3 separate regions of the Mus musculus genome follow, and regions 2 and 3 are each linked to region 1. A link is a contact called in ENCODE Hi-C or POLR2A ChIA-PET data. All regions are on one chromosome and are shown on one strand. The core of a region is the stretch at or near the end of the contact, and the rest is flanking DNA. Distances in the headings are between cores, read along the strand shown.

Region 1 (3,842 bases), core at 794-3,293:
GAAATCTATTTAACAGAGTAATGAAAACATAATCTACTCCAAGGGGGTCATTCAGTCTTAAGTTCACTTTATCAGTACACAATCTACCTACATTAATAACCTGTCTACAGTAGTAATTACAAACAGTCCCGGAACTGGTTTTTGTTTTGTTGCTTTGGGGCCCTGTTTTATTTCTGCCCCATCAATACCGCGTATTTGGGCAGTAATCCTTTCTGTTTTTAAGGAAGAAGACAGGCTTACTGGGCACAGGGCAATGGGAGCAGCAGGCAGAGCCACAACTCAACTGGGGGGGGAGGGGGTAATTCACTTGCTAAAGACATCCCAGGAATGCTTTCTCATTCACTCCGGTCCCTCACAGGATTCTCTGCGGCCTGGCTTTACAGTGAGCCATTTGGCTCTCCCACAGTTCCAGGAGGTAGGGACTGTTTCTCCATAACTCTCCTTTGAGAGATGAATGGACCGAGGTTTGTGGACAGTAGCAGACTTGCGTCAGATCCGCGTGGTTTGTACATGTTTGTACTCAGTCCTGGCTATCTGCACGTGGTGCTTTCAATCACAGGAAAAGACACAATGCTAAGCTTTCAACGAGCTTGACCACAGCTTCCCAAAGCACAGGCATGTGTTGTGTTGTGTTTTGTGTGTGTGTGTGTGTGTGTGTGCATGTAACTGGTGGTGGTGGGGTCATAGAGAATGAGTCATTTCTTCCTACCGACTCATTCATTGTCACCCGTGGAGAATCTCAGGTAACTAAAACTCTTCAAGCACAGTTTCTCAGCCTTTTGGCTAAAATCAAAGAGTCTGAAGTCTCGAAACACCCACTTCCAAGTTGTAAAATATTACTGTCACCCTATTATACACTCCAATATCCTGCATGTAAAAAGAAAAGGTGGGGGTTGGAATTCCTCCCAGAGCTGGAAAGACCTGCAAAACTGTTAAGTGGGATTGTTTATTGTCCCTGGGTCCTTTATCCTCACTTTGCAGCCAGTAGATTTAAAAAAAAAAAAAAAAAAAAACCTAAGAGAAAGGGGAGACATGTCTCCCTTATTCCAGCCATTCCGCTGAGGGCACTAAATGAGAACGCTGTTCTACTGCCCTTTACAAATTTCAGAGTTATTAGGTGACAGTTAAAAAGGCAACTGCAACCCGAGCACCCAGCACTGGGAGAACGGGAGAACGCTGATTCAAATAACACTCCTCACGACCCAGTCTCTGGCTCCTGTCAATTACACAAAAGAGTCTGCTATTAAATATTGATGGCATGCATTTGCGCTGGGGCTCTCACCAAGAGCCCTCATGCTACCAATCTCTGTCAAAAACTGTCCCCGTCTTTCTAGGTAGAATCCCAGACCACTGGGAGTGCCTCGGGTGTTATGTTCATTCTGTCTCTCCCAGAGGAGATGACAGAGCCACCCCACATCCCAGGGAGGAGAAAAGACCGGAGGGTCCAGGCCGGAAGGACCAGGGACCCCTTGTCCCCCCAGCTGTCAGCAGCAAGCCGGGAGGCGGGGCGCAGCCGGGCCCGAGTGTCCGCACAAAGGCAGTGGGCGAACGGATGTGACCGTGCACCCGGGCCACATCGGATATCACTTACCCAGCAGCAGCACGTTCTTCCCGGTCGGGAGCTTGGAGCGCGAGCGCGTGGAGACCTCGCTGAGGATGCAGGACCTAACAGGGAGCAAGGCGCAGGCTAAGTAAGGCCGGGCCCGACCGAGGACGAGAACCGCCGGGCCCAGCTCCCGGGAGGCCCCGCCCGTCTCCCAGCTCCCGCGGGGCTCGGGGATCCCAGAGGCGTCCGCCCTGGCGAGGAGATAACCCGCGGGGGACCGGAGAGGGGTGCGGTCCTTACCAAAGGTTCTGCCCGTCCTCATCGTCGCCCGCCGCGGGGCCGCCGCTGCCCGACGCTAGCTCGTTGGCTAGGGGTCCGCTGGCGTAGGTCGAGGCTAGCCCGGGTGGAGATGAACCGAACGAGCCGACTCGCCCCACGGCCGCCATCTTGGTCGGGAATCACACCACTCCTGACAGGGCTGGAAGAACGAAGCGGCGACTGCGGCGGCGGCGGCAGCAGCGGCGGACGGAACCCGGATATGGACGCTCCGGGCTCGGGAGCCGACCGCGCCTGCGGGGGCGGGGACCAAGCCTGAGGGCGGGGTCTGGGGAGGGGTTGTCCAAGGAGCAGGGCGCTGCTGCACATGCGCGGCAGCAGACCGGGTCGCGCATGCGCGGCCTGATTCTCTGCTTGGACTGTGGTAATGCTGGTTTTCCCTGTGTCTCCAAGCTGAAACGCCGCCCAAAGTGCACCACCCGTCATCCCGGTTGCCCGCCGGGCGTGCCGGGCATGTCAGTAAGCGAAGCAGCTTCCCACCTTTCAGTGGGGCGGTAACCTGGGACCGGCGTGGATATCCAGCGCTGCCCACCCTTCAGTTGGGCCAAGTGGGGTTCAACAGCCTTAACTACCCCGGTCCTGGATTTCTGCTCTTTCCTCCTTAAATTCTAAAAGGACGATGAGTACCTCAAGGTGGACCCACATCTGGAGCCGGTTCTTCCAGACTCTTTGCGACTGCGAGACATAAATGTTGGCAACACTTGGAAAATTAATGGTCTTGATGGATTTGTGTTTTGGTTTGTTTTCTGATGGGAATCTCACGTAGCCCAGGCTAGAGTCTTTACCGATCTGCTTGCCTGTGGGTCCTAAGTGCTGAGGCAGGTGAACCGGTGCACATCACTATGCCCACCTCTGGTCTGATGTCTGATGTTTCAGATTCCTGTGAGATCTGAAAAGACTCCCTACAGGAGTCGGCTCTCCGTTACCATGGTTAATACACAAGCACGGAGAACCTAAGCCAGACCCCAGATAATTCTCTACTAGAACTTGATTAGCTAAATATAATGGAAAATCTAAGGCCTGTTTCCAGAAAGAGTCGATGGCTTTAAGGCTGTCGTGCGCCCCATAAGAACAATTGCTGAAGATAGTCTGACTTTTGAACATTTTTTCCCCTTACTTTGAAGAGAGCTCGTTCACGTGACCCGAGTGATGATGCTACTATGCAAGCGAGAAAATCCACAACCCCGCGCTGCATTTGCTACAGGCACTGCATTTACTAGGGTTTGTCCACTCGCTAATCTCGAGTTCAGACCCTAGTAATGTGGGATAAAGGGAAGATTAAATGGGATGATTCACATAAAAGATTTATAACTGTGCCCAGAAAATCATAAGTGTTCAGCGCGTGGTAATTACTGTTTTTATTTTTAAATCTTCTGTCAAAGATATATTTATTACTTTATGTATACAGGTATTTTGCCTGGATGTATGTCTGTGCACCACATGAATGTCTATGCCCTGGTGCCAGTAGAGGCCCGAAGGGAGCATCAATTCCCTGGAACGTGGATTGGGTTGAGAGCTAGCATGTGGGTGCTGGGAATTGAATCTAAGTCCTCTGGAAAGGAGCAAGTGCTCTTCTATTTGTTTGTTTGTTTGTTTGTTTATATGAGTACACTGTCACTGTCTTCAGACACACCAGAAGAGAACATCATATCCCATTACAGATGGTTGTGAGCCACCATGTAGTTGCAGGGAATTGAACTCAGGACCTCTGGAAGAGCAGTTGGTTCTCTTAACTGCTGAGCCATCTCTCCAGCCCAAGCAAGTGCTCTTAATTGCTGAGCTATATCTGCAGTCCTGTTAATCTGTGTGTGTCTGTGTGTTGATGCATGTGTCTTTGTGTTTATGCATGTGTATGTGTATATTTATGCATGTGTGTGTCTGTATATCTGTGTGTGTGTCTGTGTGTTTATGTGTGTGTGTGTGTGTGTGTTCATTCTCAAGAAAACAATGTTGGGTGTCA
Region 2 (3,842 bases), core at 882-3,381, 42 kb before region 1:
CAGCCTGGCCAAACAGACCTCATCTATAGCTTTCTTGGGACTTTCTTTAGTAACCCTGTAGTATATTTTTATTGTTAATAAGTAAGACTGTATTAAAACAGAAAAAGCAGGAACAAAACGGCAACTATAAAAATGAAAAAGTGGGCAGTGGTGGTAGTACTAGCCTTTAATCCTAGCACTTGGGAGGCAGAGGCAGGCAGAACTCTTGAGTTCAAAGCCGGCCTAGCCTACAGAGTGAGTTTCAAAACAGCCAGCCTGGGGTGGAGGTGGGGTGTATAGGGAGTAAAGTATTTAAAGAAAGCATGCTTTAGCATTACAAGTTCCCCATAACAAACGGATTTCACAGAGTGCTTTGCTCTATTCCCATGATGGCAAATACACACAGAGCAGCTAACGACCTTTTCAAGGCAAACTCATCTCTATGGTTCAACTGCAAAACACCAGCAAAACTTCGGGTTGTGTCCTATTCTGAAGACACAGAGCTAAGGCCTGCTGAACTATAATAATGAGAATTTTTTACTCCGGCTTTAGCATTTCTTATTAGAAAAAGAAATAAAAGCAACTAAAAATAAGAGATTTTGTTCTGCACACCCATGCAGAAGACCAATAGAGATGACTTCCTTGGAGCAAACAGAAATTTCTCTGTTCAAAAGGTTCCATTAGACACATGTGTTTACTGCAGAGAAGGGCAAAAGAGAAGCGCAAAAGAGACACAATCTGGAGCTGTTGCTATAGCACAGTAGGCAGAGCACTTGCCTCGCATGCACAAGGCCCTGGGTTCAATTCTCCGCACCACATAGACCGCACGGTGGAGCACACCTGTAATCCCAGCACTGTGGAGACAGCAGTATCAGGAGTTCAAAGGTCATCCTCTACATTAGTGAGTCTAAAGTTAACTGGACTACATGAGACTTGAGACCCTGTGAAAAAAGAGTGGAAGAGAAGGAATGGAAAGGAGAGGGGGAGGAAGAGAGGAACAAGGGGAGAGAGGGAGAAGGAAAAGAAGGAGGTGGAAGGGTGGGGGCAAAACCACACCCATCTGGGTTAAAGGAACAGGTTCTGCAAATGCGCAAAGACGGGGAACCCAGGTGCCTGCGGAACCTAAAGGTGTCCACTGCAGACATCTTAGGAGGATGTAGGGGGTTACACAAGACCAGATCTACTTATCACTTGTCTCTGAATGATTTCCTCTCATCCCCAAGCTGGCACCTAAAAGCAGCGCCAGTTTTCTAACTGCTGGCTTTCTACTTCAGGAAAGTAGGTCAACTGAGTTCCAAGAATGTAAGTTCTGATTATCGGCGTTTTGAGAATTTTAAATCTTCCCAAGAAAGGCAGTGGGCCACTTTTAGCATAAATGGCTCACAAAACTAAACAAAACCCATAAACATTCTAAACAATTTGGTTTTCCGAAAAGTGTCTTCTTGAAAAACCTTAATACCCATTGGCAGCTGAGACACAGCAGGAGTATCATAATTTAAATAGCAAAGATGACTACAGTTTCACGCCTAGGCGGAAATAAAGAGAAGCAGGTTCAGGTTCTCTCACCCGCACACATGAAGCAGAAAGATGCCCTTTCGACTCTCTCTGCCTTGATCAAACTCACTGTGCAAGTTAAACACATACACAAACTATCCGACATGTTATATTGCCCTAATGGGCCAGCACCCGGAAAACCGCAAAAGCCAGAAAAGATAAACAGAAAGCACTACGTTGTCTGAAACACAAGCATTCTGGGCGATAATGAAAGAATTCTAGCTGAGAGAAGGGAAAAAGGGTTTAAGAGGCTGAGGCCGGGCCACGGGTAGGCGGTGGACGGCAACGCCTCCTTCCCGGGTAGGAAGGGAAGGAACTGGGGTGTGGAAACGGCTGCTTCCCGAACGAGGAGGCCGAGCGAGCGGCAGCCTCGAGGCATCCACCCCAGCCCTCAGCCCACAGGTCCCGGCCGCCGCCGTAGGCTCACCAGCTGCAAGCCTTTGAGGATGCGCCGATGCCAAGGGAGCCTGCCCAGGACGAAGTAGGCGGCCAGGCCGCTGCGCGCACCCCTGCCAGTGCCCGGGGCCGCCTCGGTGGTGGGACTGTAGACCGCTCCGTTCTCCATCGCCCGCAAACACTCGCTCACCCAGCTAAACTCTCGGCCGAGCGGTAGGGGGCGTCACTTCCTGGGACTCCGCCCACGCTTCCGGTCAACTCCGCCCTCCTCACGCCTCGTCACGCCCCCTCGCTTGCTGAGCTCCAGCCCATAGAATTTCTCTCCCTTTGCCACGCCCCCATGGTTTGCCGCGCCTCTTGTTCGCCACACCCCTCTGCCTTTCCTGCTCTCTGGTTAACTCTCGACAGTTTCTTTCTTTTTTTGGGTTTTTATTTTATTTATTTATTTATTTTTGGTTTTTCGAGACAGGGTTTCTCCGTGTAGCCCTGGCTATCCTGGAACTCACTCTGTAGACCAGGCTGGCCTCGAACTCAGAAATCTGCCTGCCTCTGCCTCCCAAGTGCTGGGATTAAAGGCGTTGCGCCACCACTGCCCGGCTAACTCTTGACAGTTTCATGCTTTCGATGGACTTCAGCTTTTTTGTTTTTTGGATTTTTTAAATTACACTTTGATTAATCTATCTATTTTATCTATATTTTTAATCTATCTATCTATCGATCTATCTATCCATCCGTCCATCCACCTATCTAAGAAGGAGCGTTGTGCTGAGGTCAGAAAACTATTCTGAGTCATTTCTTCCTGAGAATTGAATTCATTTTCAGGCTTAGTAACTGGCGCCTTTACCTACTGAGCCACCTCTCCGCCCTGACTTGATCTGTGTCTTTTAGTTTCGTTTCGGTCTGATTTAAAAATAAAAGAAATAAAACCAAGGTTTCACGTGCCCAGACTAGCCTAGAACTATGTACATAGCCAGCACTAGTCTGCAACTAGTGACAATCCTCCTGCCTCTGTCTCTGAAGTGCTGAGATTACAGGCACGTGCTCCTCCTCCCCTCAGCCTGTTTTGTTTTTTTAAAACTGCCAGAGATCACATTGAGGTCCTTCTGTATGCTAACCGCCCTCCTCCCCCGCGCCCGTCCCCGTCTCCCCCCGCCCCGCCCCCCCGCCCCCCCCCCCGTTGAGCTGCACCCCTCCATGCTCCTCCCACAGAGATTTGACTTATTTCTCACGTCTCACTATCTTCCATCTTTCAGATAGTCATCTTCTCATGGGCGGGAGGGGTGCACCCGCGTATGAAGGTGCAGGCTCGCGCGGGTGCAAGTGTGGAGGTCAGAAGTCAACCTTGAGTATGTTCCTCAGGCACCATCTACCCTGTTTTAGGGCAGTGTGTCTCACTGAACCTAGCTTACTAGATAGGTGAGGCTAAAAGGCTAAGAAGACCCAGAGATCAGCGTCCCGCCTTGCCAGCTCCGCCGTTACAAGCACAGGCTACATTGGTCTTTTTATATGGGTTCTAGGAATCGAACTCACATCACCAATGGCAGCCAGCACTTTACCAGCTAAGCTGTCTTCCCTGTTCTTGTTTTTCAGTATCATTGGATGTTTACAGTACAACTGAAAACCAGATCTGGATATTAAGTTTACTGCCCCGTGCCAACCAGAGACAGAAAATCCTTTCTGGCAGGACAGTTAGCAGATTAATGAAAATTTCAAAGGACAATTAACAAAAAGATTAATCAGAGTGTCAGATATTGATATATGACATGAACATACTGACCATGCCAACAGATGAGTGGACAAAAGAAATGCAGAACATTTAGTGGAATTTTACTCAAGTTTATTGTTCTTGTTTTGTGAAACCATGACATCTGTAGGAAAATGAATACAACAGAGTATTACTGTGAAGGGAAATA
Region 3 (3,842 bases), core at 380-2,879, 49 kb after region 1:
GTCTGATCTTGCTTATATCCCTGATTGGCCTTAGAATAGAAATCTGATTTTGAAATCTATTGAATCCTGTGGAAGCCATTTCTTTCCTACTACCATTTAACTTCTGCAAATCAAATTCAGGTCATCAGGCTTAGTGGCAGGCATTTACCCTCTGATCTATTCTGCTGGTAATTGGCTTATTTTTTAAAATAAAAATAAAAATTTCAAAGTCTTATGAGGAGTACCTGGTGTGATGGTGCAGCCTTTAATCCAACACTCGGGAGGCAGAAACAGGCAGATCTCTAAGGTAAGCTACACAGAAAATAGAAAAATGTAAACCAAATAAATAGCTCCATGTGATTTATTTATTTACATACTTAACTATGCTCCCATCAAAGCACCATTTGGGTCACTTTACAATTCAGTGCTGTTGTCATTTATATATGAAGTTCCTCTCCCTCAAAAGCCTGCATATAGGAGGCCCGGCCCCCAGTCCTTGAGAGTGATAATAGGATTCCAACAGTTTGGAGCTATCCTTGGATTCATCCACTTGCAGATTCGTAATTTGGTGCATCATTAGGAAGTAATGGAAATTAAGGAGGTGCGGCCCAGTGGGGCTAAGTATCTCAGTTGCATGTGCCCTTGGAGACTATTTCTTCTCCCAGCTTCCTCTGCTTCTAGCACCAGGAAGGCAACAACTTTACTCTGTCACTTGTGCCCTGGCACAATGCACTGCTTCACTAATGGTCCAAAAACAATGGAACCAAGTGACCTGGGACTGAAAACTCTGATACACGAGGCAAAAAATCCATCCTTCCTCATTTAAATTCTCCTCTAGGGTATTTATCACAGAAGCAAAAAGTCTAACACAAATGCTTTTAATGTCTGTTTCTCTCCGTGAAATGAACCTCTGTTATTATAAATGCTGTTTGTTCTCTAGAAGGGAAAGGAAGAATGGAGTAGGTGCTTCTGGAACCCAAGGCTATGGTCATTGAGCAAAACCAGAACCAGTTCAGGGTTAAAGCCTTTGCCACAAAGACTGCCAGATAGGGATACATAGTGAGATTCTGTCTCAAAAAATTAAACAAACAAACAAACAAAAATTTGTCACGATATGGGCTAGAGATGAGATAGTTGGGAGCTGGGTAGTTGAAGAGTGGGTATTGTTTTTGCAGAGGATTTGAACTTGAATCTAAATCATTGTGCTTAGTAATCGTGATGCATCAAGCTTTTGTCTTAGACCGACCTACCATAGTAAGTTAATGGTTGCATGACTCGCAATCAGAGAAACCGCATGCATAATGCAGTCTGAATGGCTTTTTCAACTTGGCTACAAATAACAAAACAGCTCTGAAACTTTGAAAAAAAAAAAAGCCTTTTTTCTGGGGGAGGTGGCCTCCTCTAACAACACTTCTCTCATCCTCATTGTTATGGAAAAACAGCCCCTATGAGACTCAGAGCTTAGCACATAAACCTCAGGTGTGGTGCCTGCCATTTTGCTGAAATGCGGAACAAAAAGTCCTTCCCCTTCTGTGTTTCACTCAGGACCTACACTAGTGTACTTCCGGGTTTGCAGAAGGACGCGCTTCCGGGGCCGAGGCCAGCCCTAATTCCCACGCCCAGCTGGCCCCGCCCCGGAAGTAGCGTCTCCCTTGGCCGCTACGGGACGGAAGCTGTGGATGGCGGGGAAAACAGCCCTGCACCGGCGGATGTGTTGGCGCTGTTGCTAGACGACGAGCAGTAACTTCGTCACTTCCTCAGCCCGTGGCCCGCCCAGGACCTTAGCCGAGGCGACTGGAGCGGGCTTGAGCTGAAGAGTTGTCCCCCGCCGGTAGGACTCACCACCAGCCCGGCGGCGGGAGTCGGGGCCACGCCACCTACAGGGAGGAACTCGAGCCGAGGCGGGAAGATGGCTGCAGACAAGCCTGCAGGTGAGGCGCCCGCGCCGCGACCCAGGGGCTGACACACTGCGCGCGGGGACGGCAGGGCCCGCGTGGGGGACCCGAGGGCCACTTGACTTCGCTTGGGTACTTGTGCCCTTCACTCTTCTCAGCTGTCTCTACTGTGAGTCCAGTGGATTTTCTGCTGTGACACATCTTGATTCTACTGCACCCCATCTTGATTGCACTGCATTTGCCTTGCTCTCCAAGTTAATTCTGGCGCAGGAAGCTTGAATTTGTCACGCCGCTGTCCAGACGCTTTAAGGGAAAGTCTATCCGAGCACGCACGGTTGCCGTAAGGCCCCCCCAGGCTCAGCCACTGAAAAAGTTCCCTCTGGTCAGCGTGTCCAGTGGAGTCATTCTGAAAACTGTCTAAAGAGGCGTGACGTTTCACTGTGTCTCCTGCCTGCTCTCACTTACCTTGTTCCTCATCTGATTTTTCCCGAGCTCCTCGAGATTCCTTTTTAAAAGTCTTAATTATGTGTGTGAGTGCAGGTGCCTGCCGAGACTAGAAGAGGACATTGCGTCTACTGGAGCTGGAGTTACACAGTTGTGGGCCACCACTTGTGGGTGCTGGGAACCCAGTCTTGGTCCTCGGCAAGAGCAGCGAGTGCTGTTAACCGCTGAGCCATCACCTTTCCAGCCCCAAGATTAAGTTCTTTTTTTTTTTAAGTTATTTATTTATTTATTCATTATATGTATGTACACTGTAGCTGTTTTTCAGACACCCCAGAAGAGGGCATCAGATCTCATTAAGGATGGTTGTGAGCCACCATGTGGTTGCTGGGATTTTGAACTCAGGACCTACGGAAGTGTAGTCAGTGCTCTTAACCGCTGAGTTATCTCTCCAGTCCCAAGATAAAGTTCTTAATTTCTGTGGTTTTCTGTGGTACTCCATCAGGAATTTTTCCCATTAGGGAATTATGAGAGCCCATTTATTACCTGGAAAGTCTGCTATATTTCTTTGAAGAAAGTAATGTTTAGAGAGTGGGGCGGAATTGATTGGTTGATTGATTGATTGATTGATTGAGGCAGGGTCTCACTATGTATGTAGCCTTGGCTGTCCTGGAGCTCGCTATATAGACCAGGCTATTCTCAAACTCACTAGACATAAAGCCTCCTGAGTGCTAAATTAAAGTTGTGTGCCATTATACCCACTGCCATAGAATTTTAGCTAGGTGATCAGAGAAAATCTATTGTGAGGTGATTCCTTTTTTAAAGTTATTTTTAACTTTGGGTGTATGCACGTGAGGACAAATGCCTGAAGATGCTGTCCGAGGAGTTGGGTCACGCAGAGCTGGAGTTACAGGTAGTTGTGGGTGCTGGGAATCAAACTCAGGCCCTCTGAAGAGCAGTGTGTGCTTTTAATCACTGAGCACCAAGGTGATTTGCATGTCTTGGCTTTCAAGGATCAAATCCAATCATCAGGGCGCAAGTATCTTTACCCACCGAGCCCCTGCTGATCCAGCTCCTGCTGGGATAGTATTGAGCACAGATCTGAATAAAGTGAAGGGGTGATCCTGTTGGTGTGGGATGCAAGAAGGGTGCCAATTGCCTGCCCGGGTCTAGACGGGACCGGGACTGTCCTTGTTAATCAAAACAGTGCTGCTTCTGGAATCATTTCCCGGGAAGCGTCTCACCAGATCCAGGACTGCCCGGCTTGAGTTGCACCTCAGTCACGTGGCGTTCCTTCACTGCTTGCTTCCTTCCTTCACAAAGACACTGTGCAGGCATCCTTCAGATGATGAAGTGAGTGTAAGACAGCCTGCCTCTGAGGACCTGCACTCTGGACCTCTGCTGGGTTAAGTGGCATGGTTCTGGCTGTTGGGTCCTCGTAGTTGCTCTCTTACACTTTTCTTTTTGTTTTGTTTTGTTTTCTTTTCTTTTTTTTTTTTTTAGGTTTTTTTTCGAGACAAGATTTCT

Evidence for each region. A loop is a pair of places that touch in the nucleus more often than their neighbours do. ChIA-PET counts read pairs that join two places held with the same protein, here RNA polymerase II (POLR2A).
Region 2: a loop to region 1 is called in a map of heart, with 7 times the contacts of the local background. The contact joins the promoter of Cmtm6 here to the promoter of Dync1li1 in region 1. A Hi-C loop is called at or near these places in 8 of 37 maps with a recorded cell type or tissue (adrenal gland, gastrocnemius, heart and 1 more). POLR2A ChIA-PET finds 5 or more read pairs at or near these places in 3 of 5 experiments (Patski and embryonic stem cell).
Region 3: a loop to region 1 is called in a map of gastrocnemius, with 6 times the contacts of the local background. The contact joins the promoter of Cnot10 here to the promoter of Dync1li1 in region 1. A Hi-C loop is called at or near these places in 15 of 37 maps with a recorded cell type or tissue (T-helper 1 cell, T-helper 2 cell, adrenal gland and 3 more). POLR2A ChIA-PET finds 5 or more read pairs at or near these places in 4 of 5 experiments (Patski and embryonic stem cell).

What each region holds. Positions count from the first base shown.
Region 1 is chr9:114,687,032-114,690,873 of GRCm38, reverse strand. Dync1li1 (dynein cytoplasmic 1 light intermediate chain 1) reads right to left here and starts at 2,043. Exons shown (of 13, transcript NM_146229.2): 1 at 1,847-2,043; 2 at 1,592-1,665. The coding sequence starts at 1,992.
Region 2 is chr9:114,729,492-114,733,333 of GRCm38, reverse strand. It overlaps Cmtm6 (CKLF-like MARVEL transmembrane domain containing 6), which reads right to left and starts at 2,131. Exons shown (of 4, transcript NM_026036.3): 1 at 1,961-2,131. The coding sequence starts at 2,098.
Region 3 is chr9:114,637,987-114,641,828 of GRCm38, reverse strand. It overlaps Cnot10 (CCR4-NOT transcription complex, subunit 10), which reads left to right and starts at 1,629. Exons shown (of 20, transcript NM_153585.5): 1 at 1,629-1,910. The coding sequence starts at 1,889. Gm51659 (a long non-coding RNA gene) reads right to left here. Exons shown (of 3, transcript XR_003948085.1): 3 at 3,820-3,842.